Linked DNA regions of Homo sapiens: region 2 is linked to region 1. Evidence: chromatin loops called from intact Hi-C (ENCODE). Cell type or tissue: CD14-positive monocyte. All regions are shown on one strand. Links, peaks and the distances in the headings refer to the core of each region. The heading gives the core; the rest is flanking DNA. Region 1 has its middle 9.8 kb from the start of LINC01485. Region 2 holds the start of LINC01484 (long intergenic non-protein coding RNA 1484).

Region 1 (8,452 bases), core at 5,042-7,541:
AAGGACCATGTTTGTCAGATTATGGCATGTAGCTGGTTACGATGCATCCCAATTCTCCAAGAAAAAAGTTTAAAGTAAAAATCAAAATATTTAGCTTTTAGAATATTTTAGTATAGCTTAGTATATATTAATGTACATATTTAGTATAGTTGAGTATAGTACATATTATATATACTAAAAATATACCAGAAGCTAAATATTTCCATTTTTAGTATATATAGTATATACTAAAAATAATTGTAAGGTATCTCTAGAGGAACCTATATTATTTTGTTTATGTAAATACTATATACCATGGACTGAAATTCCAATAGGAAATTCCAAATAAGTTCTACTAACTCTGAAACAAAACATTTCTTGGAACTGACACAGCAGATAAAGAATTTAAGGCGTGAAGTGAACATGGGTTTTATATATTGGGAAGGACATTCCCTGAGATCTTTTGAGCCTATATCTACCGTTAGCATCTGTTGGTTGACGTTTTCAGCACGGGCCTCTTCTCAGCAACATGGACACACGGGATAGATCGGTGGGGAAAGGAGGGATGTGGATGTAGTTTGTCTGCATTGCTGCAATTTGGCTGCAATGCTACTCCACTGGCACCTGCAGTAACAAAGTTCCATAGACAGAATATGACCTGGGTCTTTATCACTTGACTTTCCTGCCTCCCCCAGAGGTGGCTGAGGGCTGGACCAGATCTGAGCCCTGTACATTAAAATCCCAGGTGGGCTGAACTTCTGGAAAAGGAAGAAGAAAAAACCTACAGACAATGTGGATCTGCAGAGACAGTGATGGAGCATGTGATTGGAGAGAAGCAGGGCAGCACCCCAGGAGCCCCAGCGAGACATGGGGAGGACACTTTAGCTCTCTGGAAGCCCCGCCCACTTTCTGCAGCCTCAGTTGTGAGATTGCTTTGAATCTTGATGGCTAGTTCCCATTTATGTAAACTTTTCTTAGTAAAAGGTCATTTCTAGCAACCAGATAGTCCCTGATAAAGACCTCACTGTTATGACGATGTCTGTGTCCTATTAATTAAGATCCTGGGATATGCATCCTACTCCATAAACTTGACTGCATAAGAAATGTTACATTATTTTATTTCCTTGAGGTCTAATTAAATCTGACCCCGACTCCACGTTCTTGCTGAGGTAGCTGAAAAATTGATCTCAGTTGTGAGATGAGATGGGGGGGACCTCTCTTATTTTATATTTTTTTGAGACAGAGTCTCACTCTGCCACCCAGGCTGGGTGCAGTGGTGCCATCTCAGGTCACTGCAACCTCTGCCTCCCAGGTTCAAGGGATTCTGTTGCCTCTTGTGAGGATCCAGTGACAAAGTGGACATAAAATCCAAAGTGGAGTAGCTTGGGACTACAGGTGTGTGCCACCACACCCAGCTAATTTTTGTATTTTTTAGTAGAGACAGGGTTTCGCCATGTCGGCCAAGCTGGTCATGAACTCCTGAGCTCAAGTGATCCCCCTCCTGAGCCTCCCAAAGTGGTGGGATTACAGGCGTGAGCCACCCGCGCCTGGCCCAGGACCCCTCTTCTTCAGGGCAATGCACCATCTGTGAAGCTCCCACCTGAAATCAGTCTTCAGTCCAACCTTGCAGACTTGGCTACTGCTGATCTTCTCCTCATCCCTTCTGTGGGGGCCCCTATAGGTAGGCATCTATTGTACTGCTGTGCCAGGGTCTAGCCTCCCTGAATTAAATGTGCCACTCAGCCATTTCCATTGGTCACTGAAGTTTCCACCCCCACCCAGTCCTGGTCAGTCTCCCTCTGTCTCACTGCACTCAAAGGCACTTGGCTCTCTCCCTCCCCTGCAGCATAATAACTCAAGTTCAGGCTTTTACTCAAAGCCAGAGGAGGCAGCCTGTCATTGAGTACCTTCTAGTAGCATGGGGCTAGTTTGTACTGGAGGAAGGAAGAGGGAGTATAGGAGCACAGAAAGGAAAGGCAACACCCCACTGGTCATCATGGCAATCAGCTAGGGTGTTCCTACTGGCCACAGTACCCACTGCTTCTGGAAACCTCTCTTTTCCAGAAGGCCCCTGTGGCCATGGAACATAGATCCCCCACTGACATTTGAGTGGGTTCCTGAAGTTATTGCCTGCAGCACAAGATCCATTTGCTCCGAGCAGTGAGAGATGGAGAGGGAGCAACTGGGCCCTAGAGCCGGGTGGTCAGCATGAGGCTCCAGCAGGATCCTGGCGGGTGGTGGCTTTCCCAGCCAGCTTCTCCGAGAGCTGCCCCAGCCCAGGCCACTGCTATTTCTCCAGGATTCTTCCTTGGGGGTAGCTCTATGATCATTTTTATTGGATGTGTCAAAATCACTTTGCTTAAACTCAAATCTGGTCTAGGTTCTCTGTTGAAATAAATCCTAAACGTCTCAATGCAGACTTCAAGGCTCTGCAAAATTCAACCTCACCCTAAATTCAAGCCTCACCCTTTCTCTCCTCACATTCTCCTTGGGCTCCAGAATCACATACATATTATTTCTCTCTTCTCCTGGCCTTTGGTTATCCTGTGTCCCCTGCCTGGCACACAACCTCCCCAGCAGGCATTTTGGCTGACTCCAGAGCCATCCTTCAGTGTTGGAGAGTAGAGGGAACGGTGGCTTTGAAGTGCCCAGGTCTGGAGTCAAATGCCTGCTCTGCTACTTGCTGGATGTGTGATCTGTTGTTCTCTGAGCCTCAAGCTTCCCATCTGTAAACTGGTTATCACTAAAGCAACTACACAGGGCTGAAGTGAGGATCCAGTGAGAAAATGGACATAAAACACAAAGTGAAGTGAGAAAATGTGCCACTCTGATATGCTGTCAGCATAGAAAACTGTCTCTTCCATTCCTTCAACAAATATCCCCTCTTTGCACTCTACCCCCAGCTGAATAAAAGCAGAGTGTAGTTTATGTAGCTTAAGAGGTGACTGACAGCTAGATTCTTGGTCAGGAGATTGCGTGATAGAGAGTCTGAAAGTGACAGGTATCATTTATTAACACTTGCCATGTGCCCAGCACCATGTGGAATGCCCACAGATGTTACCCACTGAGTTCACACATCCCCGGGCAGGGAGGAGCTTTTTTCATTTGTCTGTTTTTATGAACAACAAAAAAGAGGCTCAAAGAGTTTAAGTGACTTATCCAATGTCACTGCAGTTAAAACACACACACACACACACACACACATCCACACACATGTACATATATACACTTATTTTTTAATTAATTAATTAATTAACTAATTATTTATTTTTGAGACAGAGTTTCACTCTTCTTGCCCAGGCTGGAGTGCAAAGGCATGATCTTGGCTCACCACAACCTCGCCTCCCCTGTTCAAGCGATTCTCCCGCCTCAGCCCACCAAGTAGCTGGGATTACAGGCATGTGCCACCACGTCCAGCTAATTTTTTTGTATTTTTAGTAGAGACGGGGTTTCTCCATGTTGGTCAGGCTGGTCTCGTACTTCCGACCTCAGATAATCCACCCACCTCAGCCTCCCAAAGTGCTGGGATTACAGGCGTCAGCCACCGCGCCCAGCCCATATATACACTTCTATACACCCTTCCACCCCACATCCCTTCACAGTCTCACACATACTCACACACTCATACATACACACAGGCACTCTGTCTCACACACTTTCACATACACACATGCGAGGAAAAGGATATACGGGAGATTGGACCTTGGTTGGCTCAGAAAAAGCAAGAAGCCATGAATAGCAAAAAGGACAAGCAACACCCATCCAGTCCCAACCAAGGGTGGCAAAGCAGGCTGAATGCAGGAGTCCTGGCTGCTATTTCTGACACTGCTATGCTGAGGAAAGAGTTTTGGGCATGATGATGCTGTTGTTTCATTGGTGCTTAAGGGGCTGCTTTCTCCCCTGAAACGATCTTCCTATTCACAGCAGTCCCAGATAATCAGACACTGGCAAAGAACATGTGCCCAAAACATGGTGGTGAGTTTTTATGAGGGAGGCGAATACCACTCCCTTGTCTCAGGACATTCCAAACCTTCGCCTTATCTGACTTAAGCAGCACAGACACGCTCTGGCGGATCGGTGGAATACTCCTTGGATTCCTACATTTAACCTTGCTCTCTCAGTCCCTGTGGTTTTGTTGATTGCACACACACCTTTCGTTTCCATGGACCACAGGGTACATGTTACTCTTGGAAATGTTATATTAAATTTGACAAATAAATGAAATTTTTAAAATGCTGCCTGTGAATGCCTGTGAGCATTTTAGTGTTTCAGACACGTACTCACTTAGAAGTGGTGATTAGGCCTGTGCCCAACAGGCTGGGCCATCTGCAGTGTTATTCATCCTTCATTCAAAAATGTTTATTGAGGCCGGGTGCAGTGGCTCATGCCTATAATCCCAGCACTTTGGGAGGCCGAGCTGGACGGATCACCTGAGGTCAGGAGTTCAAGACCAGCCTGGTCAACATGGCAAAATGCCAGTGCTACAAAAAATACAAAACTTAGCCGGGCATGGTGGTGCACACCTGTAGTCCCAGCTATTCAGGAGGCTACGGCAGGAGAATCACTTGAACCCAAGAGACAGAGGTTGCAATGAGCCGAGATCGCACCACTGCATTCCAGCCTGGGCAACAGAGTGAGATTCTGTCTCGATTAAAAAAAAGGAAATATTTGTTGAGCACCTAGCATAAGCAGGACACCGTTATGGGCCTGTGATGACAATCGAATGCCAAACAGGCAAGGCTCCTGTATCCAAGGAGATGACCGGAGGGAGACAGAAAACAAGTCAGCAAACAAAGCAATGAGCAAAATCATTTCAAGCAGTGGTGTGTTAGAGACACAATACAAAAGCTTGTGCAACACCCGACACTTGTTCACAGCTGCGTACAGCACTATTCACAACAGCCCAAAGTTGGAAACAACCTTCCTGTTCATCAGCAGATGAATGGATGCACAAAATGTGGGTATCTACATTCACCTTTAATAAGAAAGGAAATTCTGACACATGCTACAACATGCATGGACTTTGAGGATACTATGCTAAGGGAAATAAGCCAGTGACAAAAGGACACAAACCGTGTAATTCCACTTATATGAGATTCCCAGAGTAGTCAAATTCACAGAGATAGAAAGTAGAGTAGAAGTTACCAGGGGCCGGAGAATTATTGTTCAATGAGTATAGAGTTTCTCTTTGGCATGAATAAAACGACTGGAGACAAATGGTGGTGATGGTCACACAACAATGGGAATGAACTTACTGCCACTGAAGCATATACTTAAAAGTGGCTAAAAAGATACATTTTATATATGTATGCTTTACCACCAAAAAAATGACTTTTTTTTTTTTGAGATGGGTTCTCCCTTTGTTGCTTAAGCTGGAGTGCAGTGGCATGATCTCGGCTCACTGCAACCTCTGCCTCCTGGGTTCAAGCAATTCTTCTGCCTCAGCCTCCCGAGTAGCTGGGACTACAGGTGCCCGCCACCATGCCTGGCTAATTTTGTATTTTTAGTAGAGATGGGGGTTTCACCATGTTGTCCAGGCTGGGCTCGAACTCCTGAACTTGTGATCCACCCGCCTCAGCCTCCCAAAGTGCTGGGATTACAGGCATGAGCCACCGTGCCCAGCTAAAAAAATGACTTTTTTTAAAAAAAGGTTATGTGCTAGAGAGTAACTGGGTGGAGATGGAGAGTGAGTGAATGCACCTGAGATGGCTGTGGAAGGCCTCATTGGGAAGGGACATTGGAGCAGAGTGGAGAGAGGTCAGGCAGGAGAGCTAGGTTGGGGGGAGGCAGTTGCATGTGGGGCCTCGAGGCCAGAGCAGGGAGTGTGACTCTTATTCTAAGCAGCAGACAAATTACAAAAAAATGTAGCTGCGGGGTGACATAATCAAACTGACACTTTTAAAAGCTCCTTCAGGCCAGGCATGGTGGCTCACGCCTGTAATCCCAGCACTTTGGGAGGCCAAGGCAGGCGGATCACTTGAGGCCAGGAGTTCGAGAGCAGGCTGGCCAACATGGCAAAACCCCATCTCTACTAAAATTTAAAAAATTAGCAGGGTATGGTGGCTCATGCCTGTAATCCTAGCTACTCGGGAGGCTGAGGCAGGAGAATCGCTTGAACCCGGGAGGCGGAGCTTGCAGTGAGCTGAGATCGCGCCACTGCACTCCAGCCTGAGAGAGAGAGTGAGACTCTGTCTCAAAAAAATAAAAATAAAAATAAAATAAAATACAAGCTCCCTCGAGCTGCTGTGGAGCAGAGATTGCCAGGGAAGACACTGGAATCCACGGGAGCTGTGGGGAGGTGAGTGTGGGAGTCCAGGAAAGAGGTGAGGCCTGTCCCCTTCTCATATCTCAGCCCATTTGCCCCTGCCTGGTCACATGTTGGATCAGCAGGTCACACGTTGGGAAAGGAAGATGAGGAAATCAGAGTGTTGAAATCCACTGTGGCTGTGCATGGCAAAGGCTCTGCCCTGTTGGGGAATGGGGCGTGGCCCATGCTGCCCCTTGGACCTAAGCCTCATTCACTCAGCTTGCCATGGGAGACACTGGCGCAGGGGTCTGTGGGCAGGGGCCAAGGGTGGGCAGGGTGGTGGTTTCCAAGGGCATTGGCCTGAGGGTCAGCAGAGCTGGCTCAACCCCAACTCTGATGCCAGCGGCACGCCTTGAATGAAGGAGCTCACCTCCCTCAGTCTCAGTTTCTCCATCTGTAAAAGGAGGATAATAACGGTTCTTACATTGCAAGGTCATTGTAAGGGTTCAACAGGATAATGCGTCTTAAGCTTTTAACACTGTATCCAGCTCAGGATAAACTCTCAGTAAAGGATAGTTATCATCATTATCATCATCATTATTTTACTATTCTAGATCTAAAATATTTACTCCATCTGCCCCAGGCACATTAAGATCATAAGACCTTCCCATCTAAACTTGTAAGTCCCTTTGATTAGTGAGGTTGGCTACCATTTAATACTCTGGGAGAATTTTGCGGGCAGTGTTTGGATCTTCTTCATCATTCTCTTCTCCTTCAAGTCACACAGTAGGCATTCCTGTCTGTGGTGACTCTACACCTTCATTTTTGTGGATAGCACTCAGAATTCCTGGAGTTACCTGTTCGGTGTCTGTGTTTCCTGCCAGAGGTGCTCTATTTAGGTGGGACCACCCCTCCCTTGGCTATCGTTGTGTTAATAGTGGACAGATTAAGAATCCAGACTTGGCCAGGTGCAGTGGCTCACACCTGTCATCCCAGCACTTTGGGAGGGCTAGGAGGGAGTATTGCTTGAGCCTAGGAGTTTGAGACCAGCCAGGGTAACATAGGGAGACCCCATCTCCACAAAAAATTAAATATTAGCCAAGCATGTTGGCATGTGTCTATAGTCCCAGCAACTTGGGAGGCTGAGGTGGCAGGATCACTTGGGCCCCAGGGGGTTGAAGCTGCAGTTAGCCAAGATCACACCACTGCACTGCAGCCTGGGTGACAGAGTGAGATCCTGTCTCAAAATAAATAAATAAATAAAATCCAGACTTCAGTATATAGTCATCCCTTGGTATTGATCTGTAGGATATTGGTTCTAGACTCTCTTTCAGATACCAAAATTCAAGGATGCTCAAGTCCTGATATAAAATGGTTTGGTATTTGCTTATAACCTAGGCACATTCTCCGGTATACTCTTTTTACTATTTTTTTTTTTTAAGATGGAGTCTTGCTCTGTGACCCAGGCTGGAGTGCAGTGGTGCAATGTCGGCTCACTGCAACCTTCGCCTCCCAGGTTCAAGCAATTCTCGTTCCTCAGCCTCCCGAGTAGCTGGGATTACAGGAACATGCTACCGTGCCAAGCTAATTTTTTTTTTTTTTTTTTTTTGTATTTTTAGTAGAGATGAGGTTTTGTCATGTTGCTGGTCTGGAACTCCTGACCTCAGGTGATCTGCCCGCCTAGGCATCCCAAAGTGCTGGGATTACAGGTGTGAGCCACCATGCCCAACCTCTCCTGTATACTTTAGATCATCTCTAGATTAGTTATAATACCTAATAAATATAAGTTCTGTATAAATAGTTGTTATATTGTTTAGGGAATAATCACAAGGAAAAGTGTCTGCTCATGTTCAGTACAGACACACTTTTTTCCTGAATATTTTACATCCACAGTTGGTTGAATCCACGAATGCAGAAACTATGGATACCAAGGATTGACTGTATATCCAAAATAATTGAAAGAAAGGACTCAAACAGATACTTGTACACAAATGATCATAGCAACACTCTTCACAATAGCCAGAAGGAGGAAGCAACCCAAGTGTCTATTGACAGATGAGTCGATAAACAACATGTGGTATATCCATACGATGGAATATTATTTAGCCTTAAAAAGGAAGAAAATTCTGATAACGTGCTGCAATGTGGATGAAAATTGAGGGCACTACGCTAAGTGTAGTGCAATCTCGGGTACTATGATAAGTCAGTCACAAAAAGACAATTGAG
Region 2 (14,915 bases), core at 8-2,507, 65 kb before region 1:
TTTTTTTTGAGACGGAGTCTCGTTCTGTCGCCCAGGTGGGAGTGCTGTGGTGCGATCTCCGCTCACTGCAAGCTCCGCCTTCCGGGTTCACGCCATTCTCCTGCCTCAGCCTCCCGAGTAGCTGGGACTACAGGCGCCCGCCACTGCGCCCAGCTAATTTTTTGTATTTTTAGTAGAGACGGGGTTTCACCGTGGTCTCGATCTCCTGACCTCATGATCCGCCCGCCTCGGCCTCCCAAAGTGTTGGGATTACAGGCGTGAGCCACCGCGCCCAGCCCAGCTGTTACCTTCTTTAGCCGGGTTCCATCCTGTTTCCTTTCCAGCATTTGGCTGTGCTTTTGCCCATGCAGGTCCCTCTACCCAGAATATCAATATCCTGAATGATTTGTTTAGCAAACTCCTATTGATTCTCCAAGACCCAGCTCAAATGTCCCTTCCTCTGTGAAGCCTTCCCTGACTACCCGAGCAGCTGGTTACTTTGTCATCTGTACTCCAACATAATTTGCTTTTGCTTTTGATGCAATCCAGTCATTGCATGGTAACTATTGTAACTGTTCCCACTGCCCTCCGCCCTGCCCCCACACCCTGCACCGGCAATCCTTGATGTACCCTGAGCCCTTGGCTAGGCTGTGAGATCATGAAAGATAAGGCCTCTACTTGTTCTTCCTGGTAATTCACAGCGTGGATGTTTTGTGATTCTTGAGTTGAATGAATATATGACTGCTGGAAACAAATAAATGGACAAATGGATGATTATAGGGAACATTAAACACTGATATAAGAAAAGCACAGGTCCAAGGAAACTGTGCCCTTTTCCCCACATATTGCTTTATTCAAGCCCAGGCTGGGTTAAACGTTCAGGAATAAGGAAGGCTATATTCTGCCTAGAGAGAGACCACCTAGGATGGAGGATCATGGAAAGAAACTGGAGACAAAAAAGGAGGAATTCTAGACCCATCTGTCCCCCGGACCTGCTGAGCGACCTCAGGCCAGTCTCTTAGCCTCTCTCTGCTGCAGCACAGAAGGCTTCAGAAAGCCCCCACCCCTGGGGCTGGGGGAAGAAACCCACGGTCTGAAGAATGTAGAGGCCAAGCTAAGGTCAGTCACGGCTGACGCCCTTTCAGGAAGGCCCCACTCCTTGACCCATGACGGCAGAGACTGGTGACACCTGCCAGCCCCACCCTGGAGAAGGAAGGGCCTCAACCACAGTCACGGCTATGAGCTGGAATGTTTCCAAGAGAGGCCCCTGCGGAAGGAGCCAGGCACTGGCTGCTGGAGTGAGCATCAGTTGTAGATACAGGGTGTGCAGGTCTGGACCTGACCACACCCCAGCATCACAGAGGCCACTTGCTCCCAGTCCAAAGAGGCCTTCTATCACCTCCTAGCACACTCCAATTCTTCTGAACCGTGCAGGCTTTGTGCTCGCTTCTCCCCTGGGCTGGCCCTTTCTCCTCATTCTGGCCACATTGTAAGTCATCTCCTTAGGGACCTCCTTTAACCACCCCACCTAAATTGCCTCTCTCATTCCTGGTCTCTCTTCAGTCACTCTCTACTTCTCCGCCTGATTTTATTGACCTCCCAGCACTCACCCCACCCTGAACCATCTCATCTTCTTCTGTGTTTACTGCCTGACTCTCCTTTATACCCTCAGTTGTGAGTCAATGACCCGGTCTCTCTTAGTTAGGTTTATCCCCAAGTCTTAGCACAGAGCCTAGTACAGAGTGGGCCACAGGGGTTGAGTGAATGTTTGTTAAGTGAATGAGTGAGCTATGAATAAGTAAGTGGATGGATGGATGGATGGACGGATGGATGGATGAGTGGGCCAAACTCTCTGAACCTAAGTGGGAACAGGCCTCTGTGTGTGGTACCAGGCCAATAGGCTATGGGTTTTCTCACGTGCATCTCGACAGCTGGGTCTTGTGCTGAGACCTTGGAGCCCCTCCATGGGCTCTGGAGGGTCCAATTTTTGGCTGTACCCTCAGTTGCCAGCACAGGGCCAGAGTCGATGTCCAGAAACTGGGCATGCCTATGTCCAGTGAATGGACAGGGTCAAATTCCTGTAGCAGGAGCCATTGGGAAGTAGTTAAGAGCATGGCTCGGGAGTCAGGAGTTGATGACCTGGGTTCAAATCTCAGCTGTGACACTTTCTCACTCAGTAGACAGAGCACTTTTCTTACCCTCTCTGGGCCCCAATTTCCTTAGTACCAAACAGACTATATCGGTAGCTACCCCATGGGGATATTGTGAAGAGGGAGTGAGACAATGCATAGAAAGTGCTGGCACTCCATAAGGACTCAACACTAACATCAGAGCCCATGGCTCCAGCACCTGCTGAGGGTGCTGGCCCACCACAGCGGGCACCTGGTAGGTGCTTGTTAAGTGAGCAATGAACTCACATGAAAAGCGATGCCACCTTCAACCTCCCTCTCAGGCCATCCAGTGTCTTCTTCAGTTGAGACCCCTCCAACACCTCCCTTTACTGCTCCTGCATTGCCACCCTACGCTGAGCTATAGCTACATCCCGTCATGGTGTGCTGGAGAGAAGGGTGGGACCACTTTGATTTGGTTTTCTTGGTCAGATAGTTCATTTGGCAAGCATGGTCCTGTTGCCTACTCTGTGAGCAGTGTGAAGCTGAAATAAGGAACAGAATCCCAAAACATCAGGGATCATCATAGACTCTCCCAGTTGGGAGGAGACATTCAGGCTTTTCTCCTTCAAGAACGGGGAAACTGAGGCCTCCCTTGGGAAGCAGACTTGCAAGTTGATGGCAAAACTGGGACTCACTCCTTGATGCTTTGGCTTCCAGAGCTGCAGCCCTAAAGGGAGTGCTGCCCTCAGAAAGGAATCCTTTTTGTGTCCGGAGAAAAAGTCAGGTCATACTTGGAGAGTTTTAATTTGTTTAAAAGGGCTATGACTGGCCGGGCATGCTGGCTCACGCCTGTAATCCCAGCACTTTGGGAGGCCGAGGTGGGCGGATCACGAGGTCAAGAGATCGAGACCATCCTGGCCAACCTGGTGAAATTCCGTCTCTACTAAAACTACAAAACACAAACACACACACACACACATTAGCTGCATGCGCCTGTAGTCCCAGCTACTTGGGAGGCTGAGGCAGGAGAATCACTTGAACCCAGGAGGCGGAGGTTCAGTGAGCCGAGATTGCGCCACTGCACTCCATCTTGGTGACAGAGCAAGACTCTGTCTCAAAAAAAAAAAATGCTACAACCACCTCCCAGACAATCTTAAAAATGAAAACAAACAGAAACAAAAGCAAAAAGTCTCTGATTGGCATAAACAACAAAGAAGTGGTAAGCTGGGGACTGGCCGAGTCTGGTGTCCCCTCTCCTTCAGTTCCACCCTGCTGGGGTGCCGCCAGCACTGACCCCGACCCGAATCCCTCACCCCACAAGGCAGCAGTGGTTGTGGCATTGCAGCTACACATCTACACACCGTCTCTTCCAGGCTTTCCTAGAAGTCTCCAGTCAGCCTCCCTTGCATCTCCGTTGCCTAAATTGGGTCTCGTGCCCATTCCTAAGTCAGCCCTTGTGGTTCTTATTGGCAAGGACTGGGTTAACATATTTCTCCTTTCAACAAATATTTATTAAGTACCTGCTATAGGCAGCATAGCTATGAACAAAATAGAAGAAAGTTCTAAAAATTGACATATTAGAACTAGCAGGAGGATACAGACAAAAAACAAATGAGTAAAATATGCAATACTGTTAGATGTGATCAGTGCTAGGGAGAAAAATACAGCAGGGAAGGGAGAAGGCGAGTGCACGTTGGGGAAGTAGCCATGTTAACTAGAGTGGTCTAAGCAGAGACCGAGGGAGGTGAGGGAGTCAGTCATGAGGGCATCGAGGGGAAGGGCATTCCAGGCAGTGGCAACAGCAGTGCAAAGGCCCTGAGGCAGAAGTATGCTTGGTATGTTTCACAAACAACAAGGAAGCCAGATGACTAAAGCAGAATGAGGGAGGGGGATACTGTAGGAGAGGGGTCAGGGAGGTAAGTGGGGGCAGGAGCTATGGCCCTTGAGGCCGGGTCAGGGAGTAAGTGGGGGCAGGAGCTATGGCCCTTGAGGTCTGTGGTGAGGATTCTGGCTTCTACTTTGTTTATTGTAGTTGTTTTGTTTTTTGAGACGGAGTTTTGCTCTTGTCGCCCCGGCTGGAGTGCAGTAGCACCGTCTCAGCTCACTGCAACCTCCACCTCCCAGGTTCAAGTGATTCTCGTGCCTCAGCATCCTGAGTAGCTGGGATTACAGGTGCCTGCTACCTGCCCGGCTAATTTTTGTATTTTTAGTAGAGACAGGGTTTCACCATGTTGGCCAGGCTGGTCTCAAACTCCTGACCTCAGGTGACCTGTCCGTCTTGGCCCCCCAAAGTGCTGGGATTACAGGTGTGAACCACCACACCCGGCCTCTACTTCGACTTAGATAGGAGGCCCATGGAGGATTTTGAATGGAGAAATGTCCCAATCTCATTTAGGCTTTAAAACAGAGGTGTTTAATCTTGGCTGCGCAGTGGAATCACCTGGAGAGCTTTTAGAAAATACAGATGCCCGGGGCCCACCCACAGAGGTTCTGATGTCATCAGTCAGGGATAGGGCCTGGGAATCAGGATTTTTAAAAGACACAGGAGAGTCTATGTGCAGATGAGGTTGAGAGGCGTGGGTCTGTGTGCCGAGGACTCCCAAATCCTTATCTCTGACTCTCGACTCGTGACTCTCCCTTGATGTCCATATTTTGATGTCGGCTTCCAACTTAGGGTCTCCATTTGGATGTCAAATCATCATCATAATCGTCTCCAAATTAACTGAACCTCAATCTGATTTCTGACCCCTCCCCAAGCCTGCTCTTCCTGTGGTGTCCTCTGTCCAGTTCCTCAGGCCAAAACCTTAGTGTTATCCTCGGTTCCTCTGTTGCTTTAACACCTGACATCTGATTCTTTAGAAGACCATGCTCACCCTACCTTCAAACATACCCAGAAAGCACGGCTGCTCACACATCCACTGCCGCTACCCAAACCGAGGTCCTCCTGACCTCCAGGTCTTCTGCCCCTGCCTCCAGCGGCACTTCCCAAGCCTGGCTTCTGTGGATTCACGGGGGAGCTTTCAAAACTGTGGATGCTTGAGTCCTCAGAGTCTGATAGAACCGGTGGGGTGCAGTGGGGCACTGAGAATTTTACAAGCTCACCAAGTGGTTCCATCGTACAGCCAGAGTTGAGAACCTCTGATAAGGATGGGATTTAAATCGAAGGATCTGGCAGTGACGGCCTGGGGAGAGAATACAGCTACAGAAGCAAAGAGGTCAGAGACTGAGCACTGCCAGACTCTGCGACCTGCAGAGTCAGGGAATGAGGAGGAACCAGGAAGAGGCAACAAGGAGACAGACCCAATCACTGCTGCAGGGGTGGGAAGGACCCTTGACTAACCGAAGGCACTGCTTGAGCTAAGGTGGAAAAATCAGCTTCCCCAGGGCCCAGGGCAGCATGGAGGAAGAGAGAATGGATACCTGGATCAGCTTCTCCTGGGGAAAGGGAAGGAACAGGAGGGATGTTGGGTGGCCAAAAAATATATACTAAGCCAATAAACATGATGATGGTAATGAAAATAAAAATAATGCTGAGAGAGAGGGAGGGAGAGGGAGACAGGGAGACAGGGGGACAGGGGGACAGGGGGACAGGGGGACAGGGGGATAGGGGGACAGGGGGAGAGGGGGAGAGGGGGAGGAGGAGGAGGAAGGGGAGGAGGAGGAGGAGGGGGAGGGAGAAGGGGAGAGGGAGAGGGAGAGGGAGATCTTCCTCTTCTTATAAAGCCACAACTTGTACTGCATTAAAGCCCCACCCTTATGACCTTATTTAACCTCAGTGACCTCCTAAAAGCCCTAACTTTTGACCACACCTAACTGCAAGGGAGCCTAGAAGATGCAATTCAGCTGCGTGCTCAGGCAGACAAGGAGAGCATGGCCATTGCTGAAAGCAGTGCAAGAAGCAGGTGGGAGGGTACCCCAGATAGATGGATCATTGTGTGCCAAAGTCTGGAGGAATACTAACAAGGTGAACCGGGGCACCGCCACATGCTCAGCTGTCTGGCCCTGGGTGTAGGAGTGGGGAATGGTGGGAGGGAAGTGACTATGTTGGGCAACAAGATTCCCTGGCCCTTAATTAGCCAGGTGTGGTGCCCCGTGCCTGTGGTCCCAACTACTCAGGAAGCTGAGGTGGGAGGATGGCTTGAGCCCAGGAGGTCAAGGATGCAGTGAGCTGTGATTGCACCACTCCACTGCAACAGAGCTTGCTCCATTGGGCAACAGAGCAAGACCATGTCTCAAAAAAAATAAAAAAAATTAAAAAAAGGAAAAATTCCCTGGCTCTTAAAGAGGGTCACGGGCAGAACTCATGCTCAAGACCATCACTCAGGGGTAGCTTGGCTCACAGTTTCTTCCAACTTAGACAATTGAGTATTTCTTTGAACATATGATTTCAAAGGATTCTTTAAAACACTTTAACCATTCATTTATTAGTAGGGAACATACTCATATTGTTCCACATTTGAAAAGTGAAACGAGTCAATCATGACAAACCTCCCTTCCACCCTGTCTCTCAGGCACACACTCCTCCTCCTCCCTCAAGGCAGCCAATGCTTTCAGTTTCATGCGTCATCTTGCAGTGATGTTTTATGCAAATATAAATTTTATATATAATACATTCTTCCTTTTGTCCAGTTTTGCACTAATTGTAGCATGCTCAACATAGTATCCTGATCCGTATTTTTCTCTGAGATTTTTTTCATGGTGATATGTAAAGAGCCTTCTTGATGACAACGTAGAACTCCACTCTATGATTGTACCACCAGGATAGTCCCCTACTGATGGACAGTTAGGTTATTTCTAATTTATAAATAATCTTGTAATTAAGTTTGCATATATCACTTCATGCAGGGGTAGATCTATTTGCAGGATAAACTCATAGGAATAGAACTTCTGGGTGAAAGGGTTATACTATTCTAGCATAACTGGCTGTGAACCGCTGGGCCACTCCACATGTCCTTCTGTCTGAGTCCCTCCCTAGTCCCACCCAATGATGCAGACCTGGGCGACAGTTCTGAGAGGTGCTGAGCCCAGCCATGTGGCCCCTGGCATGGTTCCATGCCCCTTGGAATATGGCAGTGCCCAGAGTGTTCTCCTCAGATTCTTGGCTGGAGACGTCTCAGGGAGGCCATCCTGTGACCCCCATGCCCGTGGTCCCACATCAAGGATCATTGTTTCACTGCCGCTCTTCAACCACCAGCCCAGCCCCATTCCTACCCCCTCCTCCAGCTCTATGACTTCACCCCTCACTCCCAGAACAGAGGCAAAGCCCAACGAAGGCCAAGGCAGCACTGTGATAGCCAGAACAATGGCCCCTCCAAAGCCATCCATGTCCCAATCCACACAATCTGTGACTATGTTGCCTTACATAGCAAAAGAGACTTTAAGATATGAAGTCAAGGATCTCATGATGGAGAGATTATTCTGCATTATTTGGCTGAGCCCAGGGTAATCGCTAGGGTCCTTAAAAAATGGAGACGGGAGGCCGAAAGTGAGTCAGAGAGAGTCTGGAAGATGTTATGCTGCTGGCTTTGGAGTGGAGGGAAGGGTCGTGAACCAGGGTATATAGGTGGCTTCTAGAAACTGGGAAAAACAAAGCTATGGCTTCTCCCCTAAAGCCTCCAGGAGGAATGCAATCCTGCTGACACACTGGTTTTAGCCCAGTGAGACCTATTTTGGACTTCTGACCTTCAGAACTGGAAGGTAATAAATTTGTGTTGTTTTCAGCCACTAAGCTTATAGTAATCTTTTACAGCAGTAACAGGAGACTAATCCAACAGTCCCCGAACTGCCCCGCGTGGGAGTCCAGTGCTGCCTCTCTCCTGCCTCCCCTCTCTCAGAAGGCCTGGCTTCAAATCCTTGTTCTCCTTACCCACCGGGTGCTTTTGGGTACATGCAGCATTTCTTTGGGCCTCAGTTCTCTCATCTGCAAAACGCAGCACATGATCAAACTGTCACAAGGTTGCCGGGAGGTTAAATGAGATGATGCTTGTGAAGTCTCTTAGCAACTTTGCCTGCCATGAAATCGGTGCTTGATATTTTTAGATGTTGAGCATAATTCTGAAACTTTCAGTTGTCCTCCCAGAACCTACTCCTGCTCTGGCCCTGGCTAGGGCCCTAACTTCCCCTAAGGAGACAGCCCCTTCCTGCAGTGCTTACACCCAGCAGAGACCCTCAGGGAGGCAACTCTCTCCTTTCAACCGGCCCCAAGGAACCAGGGCCCTGAGGTGCTGTTCCCAGCAAAGAGGAAACTCAACCCAGGTTCAAATCCTTTTTTTTTTTTTTTCTGCCACTTCCCAGCTGGGTGGCATTGGGGGAGTTACTCCACCACTCCGAGCCTTGGTTTCCCCCTTTGTAGAATACCCACAGTGAGCCCTAGCCCAGGATGCTGGCCCAGGAGTGTGCTCATGGCTGGGCACGTAGCAGGTACTGGATAAACAGCTTCAGTGCACTGCCCTCTCAGCCAGGACCAGACCCCAGACTTGGTGGACCCTGGGGCTCATACAGTGTGTAGCGCCTCTTTAAGAAGGAGCCTCTGAACTTACAAACATACAATAGGGCTTCTGATGGGGCCTATGCCGGGGAGGCATCCTGAGGCCTGAATTCCATTCGCTTCTGCTTTCTGCTCTCAATCCCTCCTCCTCCGTAATGACCGGGCCAAACGTGTTTCAGAAACGTCCCTCCCAACTTGCCTGAATAAGCCCCAGGAGCCTGAGATTTTTACGAAATTGTCAGAGGCAGTGACCATCTTAGTCTCCCAGCAGGATCCAAGCTCCCTTGGTAAGTGAGCAAGACTTTTGATGGAACAAAAGCAAAATCTCTATCTGATGAGATTAGCTCCTTGGAAAAGAGCACACAGTTCATCTCTACCTTGCTTGGACAGTAGAGCTGCCAGATTAAAACAGCAACAACAACAGCTATATACATATGGATTCAATTTAATTTGAATTCCAGATAATGAATAATTCTTTAGTATAAGTATATACCAAATATTGCATGAGACATTTAACTGGATGTCCTGAATTTTATCTGGCAGCCCTGTCTGTCAGAGACACAGCAACATGGCTATTCAAATTCAGGATGTGTTTTGCAGAAGTGTTCCTGCTTTGAGAAGCAGCTGGGGGCCCTTGAACTTCAGCAGAATAACCAGTGGCAGAGGAAGGGATATGGGAAGCTGCCCCCGGGCAGGTTGGTGACGCTTTTAACAGCTGCACCCAGAGCCAGGTGGTCAGGGCCTGAACTGTAGCCTAAAATGAGCCTTGCAGCCACCCCCAGAGCAGGTGTTGGCACACCCATTTCTGCAGATGTGAAAGCCAGAGCGCAGCAAGAAAGGAACACCTTGTGAGCACCTACTATATGCTGGCATCTTACACGCATTAGCTCATAGCTAAGAGTGGGCAGATTTTGTAGCTGTTGCTATTAATGTAATGCAAGCATCAGAGAAGCATTATATGAAAAATAAGTCTTCTTCCCCACATTTGAGAGCGCTCAACCTCTTAAACCTCTCAGCGATTCCTCAGCCTCAGCACTATTGACATCTTGGGCCAAACTTTTTTCTTTTTTTTGTCGTGGGCTGACCTGTGCACTGTAGAATGTTTAGAAGCATTCCTGGCCTCTAGCCACTCAATGCCAGTGGCACCCCCCTCCCCGCCCCGTGACAACCAAGAAAATGACTCCAGACATTGCCAAATGTCCCGTAGGAGGCAAAAATCGCCCCTGCAAAACCACTGCTCTAGAATAATCACTGTTAATCATTTTGTGAAAGGGAAATAAATCTTGGGACCCCAAAATCACTAGGCCAAAGGGAAAAGTCAAGCTGGAAACCATGTTGGGCAAACCCACCACCCATTTCCTTCCTGAAGAAGATAGCTACAAAGATTTTTAAAAGCTACTTACCTTCCTCACAATTTTCCCACAAGGAAATTCCTTGTGGGCCTCAAGATCTTCACCCTAAATTAGTTCTGTTGAATTTCACCCTGGCAATGTAAACCAACAGCTGATCTTCACAGATGTGGGACAGAAAGTCATCCCTCTGCTCACCTGAAGCAAATGCCTATCCGATTGCTTCCTCTGCCCTATTGTTTATGTAAAAATGCTGATTCACTGAGCCAGACTAAGGCATAAGTGACTATTCTTCTACGCCCCCGCCCCCCACCACCGCATGTAAATTGTGTATTCAGTGAAAGGCTGATTAAAGACTCAAAAGAATGCGACTATTTGTCTCTTGTCTACCTATGACCTGGAAACCACCCCCTCCACCTTTCTGGACCAAACCAATGTACATCTTACACATATTGATTGATGTTTCATGTCTTCCTAAAACATATAAAAGCAAGCTGTATCTCAACTACCTTGGGGCCAAACAATTTTTGGCCTCAGGACCTCCTGAGGCTATGTCATGGGTGCGTCCTTAACCTTGGCAAAGTAAACTTTCTAAACTGATTAAGACTGTCTCAGATACTTTGGGTTCACACTTCCTTGAGAATATTTTTAGAATACTTCTAAGCACATGTGTATGCCTTTAAAAAACAAAACCAAACAACGACAACAAAAAGACAAGGCCAGGCTCAGTGGCTCACCCCTGTAATCCCAGCACTGTGGGATTACAGGATCTCTTTGAGCCCAGGAGTTTGAGACCCGCCTCAGCAACATGGTGAAACCCTATCTCTACTAAAAATACAAAAAACTAGTAAAGTGTGGTGGTAGACACCTGTAGTCCCAGCTGCTTGGGAGGATGACTTGAGCCTGGGAGGAGGAGGTTGCAGTGAACTGTGACTGAGCTACTGCACTCCAGCCTGGGTGACAGAGTGAGAGCTTGTCTCAAAAAAAAAGTTTTAAAGAGACAGGTTAATATATACACCTCTTTTATCACTTGCCTTTTTACTTATCAGTATACCTTGGACATCTTTCTGTACATCCCACTCATGAATCTGCATTTCTCCTTTGACAACTACGTGGCATTTCTTTGTGGGTATTGCTGCCATTGATGTAACCAGTTCCCTCACTACTGAGGCAGTTGAGTTGTTTCCAGTGTTTTGCTGTTACAAACAGTATTCCAGTCAGCATTCTCACACATGTATCTTGATATATCCATAGGATAAACCCCTAAAAGTGGAATCACTGGGCCATAGGTGTGTTCAGTTTTAATTTGATGTGCCACATTATATCCAAAATAGTTTGTACAATTTACTCCATTGCCGCTAACATCTTGATGAAAAGTACCAAACATTTAGTGAGCATTGACTGTATTTCATACACCATGTTAAGGGATTTACATGTGCTATCTTATTTAATTCTCACTATAATTCTACTGGTAGGAACTAATATTATTTCCATTTTACAAATGAAAGAACTTTGGCTTAGAGTGATTAAGAGTATTTTCTAGGCGGGGTGCGGTGGCTAATGCCTGTAATCCCAGCACTTTGGGAGGCCGAGGCAGGCGGATCACCAGGTCAGGAGATTGAGACCATCCTGGTCAACATGGTGAAACCTTGTCTCTACTAAAAATACAAAAAATTAGCCCAGCGTGGTGGCGGGCGCCTGTAGTCCCAGCTTCTTGGGAGGCTGAGGCAGGAGAATGGTGTGAACCCAGGAGGCAGAGCTTGTAGTGAGCCGAGATCGTGCCGCTGTGCTCCAGCCTGGGCGAGAGAGTGAGAGTCCATCTCAAAAAAAAAAAAAAAAAAAAAAGACTTTTCTAAGCTTGTCAGTGACAGTACCGGGATCCCAACTCAGAGCTCTCTCAGTCTAAAACCTGTTCTCTTCACCAATACATTTACTCTTCATAACAATTGTGTGAGCTGGGCCCCATTATTCCCATTTCCAATGGGATTACTGAGGCTCCAAGTAGTTAAAGTGACTTGCTCAGGGACATAGAACCCAATCACAAATCTGAGCCTGACTCCAGAATCTGTGTTCTTCTCTTGAGACTCCATGCCAACTCCTCCAGGAAGCTCTCTGGGATTACTCCAGCCATCCTTATCATCTAACCCCCAAGAGCAGCTCCTTGGGAGCCCTGGGAATCTGCAGCAGGCATTTCAACTCAGAGTGCATAGGTGTGTGGGTGTGTGGGATCTCACAGATGTTGAAGTCAGACAGACTAGATTAGAAACCCCTATGCCATCTACCTTCTGAAGTGAACTAGGGCAAGAGACCCTCCCTCTTGGGGTCTCAGTTATTTCATCATTATGATGCTCGTTATTACTGTTGCTATTAGTAACATGATAACAGTGATTACCCCTTATGGAGAGCCTTCTCTGTACCGCCTTTTACAGTGGGTAGTGTTTTAGTTTAGGTCCCTCAGGAAGCAGACACTGAGACAATGATTTGGGGCAAGGTTTTTATTTGGAAGGTGACCCCAGGCATCTTGGTGAGAGACTAGGGAAGTGACACAGGGAACAGAGTAAAACCATGGGATGGTGTGTGATGGACAGGTAATTGCCAAGGCTAGCTGGGCTCCAGCCTGCTGGGGACCTCTGAGAAGTCATGTGGCTCACGCCATGGAATACCCTACCCAGGCAATCCTCAGTGGTTGGGGGTCACTCTCGCTTTGTTGACTACAAGGCATTCCCACAGCCTCAGGTGGGGGCTGGGGTACTGTCTGCAGGTGGCCAGTAGCACAGCCTCCCTGCAGGCAATTTACAGGAGCCTCAGAATGAATTAATCACCACTCACATTGTGTTTACCACTGACCTTGTGTTTTAATTATCATTGACCTAATTGCCATTGACCTTGTGTTTTTTTCCTGTGAGTTCTGTCACTCTTTGGAGGGTCTATGCCTTGTACCTCACTTGGGTTTTTTGCAGTACCATGTGGGGCATGGCATAAACCTCCATAAATTGAGGCTGATGATTTGAATCCTTCAGTCATCAGCAAATATTTACTGTGTACCTACTATGTACTACGTGCTGTTTAAGAAATTAGTAGACTTCGGCCGGGCACGGTGGCTCACGCCTGTAATCCCAGCACTTTGGGAGGCTGAGGCGGGCGGATCACCAGGTCAGGAGATCGAGACCATCCTGGCTAACACGGTGAAACCCTGTCTCTACTAAAAATACAAAAATTAGCTGGGCATGATGGCGGGCGCCTGTAGTCCCAGCTACTCGGGAGGCTGAGGCAGGAGAATGGCATGAACCCGGGAGGTGGAGCTTGCAGTGAGCAGAGATTGTGCCACTGCACTCCAGCCTGGGTGACAGAGCAAGACTCCATCTCAAAAAAAAAAAAAAGAAGAAATTAGTAGACTTCATTTTTTTTTTTAGCAGTTTGAGGTTTATAGAAAAATGAGTGGAAAATACAGAGTTCTCATCTACTTCCAAAGCCCCCCAATCCCGTTACCACCTGTTATTAACATCTTGCATGGGTGTGCTATATTTGTTACAACTGATGAGCCAATACTGATACATTTTTATTAACTAAAGCCTCTAGTTTACATTACGGTTCCCTTTTTGTGTTGTACATTCTATGGCTTTGCACAAAGGCATCGTGATATGCATGATGCCACTATTCCCTGTGATCCACCTATTCAGCCCTCCCCGCTTCCCGCCCCTTCCCTCCAACCCATGGCTCCGGTGACTTTTTCAATGCTGGGAGTACAGCTAGGACAAAATAAAATTTCTGTCTTCAGGGAGCTAACATTTTAGTAGGGAGAGGGATAATATGTAAGCCAGCAAATAACACACCCAAGTCCAGGCGATGATAGAGGCTGTGAAGAGAATTTGTGTGGCTAGGGGAGGGGAGCTCTTGTTTAGACAGGATGGTCAGTGAAGGCCTCTTTGAGGAGATGACACTTGAGCAGAGCCTTCTCTGGCCGGAGACCCAAGGAGGCCAGGCTGTGGCTCCGAGGACTGTGCTGCTGAGAGGCTGTGAAAGATTCCATAGGCCACAGTGGGTGGACCCAGAAAGGCACGTTGACCCCTCACAGTAAAGGGAGGTGTCATGGCTGAACTGGGTCCCCCTGGCCTCAAATTCATATGTTGATGTCCTACCCCTAGTACCTCAAAATGTGACCACATTTACAGAGAGCATTTTTTTTTTTTTTAGACAAAGTCTCGCTCTGTCACTCAGTCTGGAGTGCAGTGGCACCATCTCAGCTCACTGCAACCTCTGCCTTCCAGGTTCAAGTGATTCTCATGCTCAGCCTCCTGAGTAGCTGGGATTACAGGTGGGCACCACCACACCCAGCTATTTTTTTTTTTTTTTTGTAATTTTTAGTAGAAATGGGGTTTCACCATGTTGGCCAGGCTTGTCTTGAACTCCTGGCCTCAAGTAATCCACCCACCTTGGTGTCCCAAAGTGCTGGGATTACAGGCACGAGCCACGGCACCCAGGCAGAAAGAAAGAGGGTAAGAAGTTAAATGGAGCCATTAGGGTGTGCCCTCCTCTGGTATGAATGGTGTCCTTACAAGAAGAGGAAATTAGGACACAGACACACACAGAGGGAAGACCAAGTGAATGAAGATGGCATCGGCACACCAAGGAGAGAGGCCTCAAGAGAAACCAACCCTGCTGACATCTTGATCTTGGGTTTCTAGTCTCCGGAACTAGGAGGCAATAGATGTCTGTGGTTTAAGCATCCCAGACTGTGGTATTTTGTCGTGGCAGCTGGAGCAAGCTAGCACAGGAGGCACGAAACCTGCCCTTCCATTCCCCCAGCCCTCCCATCCCATGCAGAGGTGTTAGAGAGCATGATCTACTGTCACTGAAACAGTCTAGGTCCTAGAAGCTGCCTTGAGGTGGCCTTCCTTTCCATCTCGGGGGAGCAGAGCTAGCTGTTCTACCTGCCTTGCTCTATGACTCTCTGCTGGTTGTGGAGGCCACTCACGGAGGACCCACTGG

Evidence for each region. A loop is a pair of places that touch in the nucleus more often than their neighbours do. Peaks named below come from ENCODE experiments on the same cell type or tissue, not always from the same donor. Only the 100,000 strongest peaks of a DNase experiment are listed, where the experiment ranks them.
Region 2: it touches region 1 in a loop (1.9-fold over the local background); 3 of 110 quality-filtered maps call a loop at or near these places.

Annotation. Positions count from the first base shown.
Region 1 is chr5:173,796,467-173,804,918 of GRCh38, forward strand. No RefSeq gene overlaps it. Among named protein-coding and RNA genes, the nearest start is that of LINC01485, 9.8 kb to the left of the region's middle. RefSeq lists an enhancer at 6,280-6,574. In CD14-positive monocyte, for the core only: no CTCF peak of the experiment used is centred there; a DNase peak (open chromatin) is centred at 6,395; H3K4me3 peaks cover 537 bases; H3K27ac peaks cover 1,797 bases.
Region 2 is chr5:173,736,040-173,750,954 of GRCh38, forward strand. LINC01484 (long intergenic non-protein coding RNA 1484) reads right to left here and starts at 10,170. Exons shown (of 3, transcript NR_108027.1): 1 at 9,981-10,170. RefSeq lists enhancers at 1,097-1,256, 7,943-7,992, 8,123-8,292. In CD14-positive monocyte, for the core only: no CTCF peak of the experiment used is centred there; a DNase peak (open chromatin) is centred at 1,152.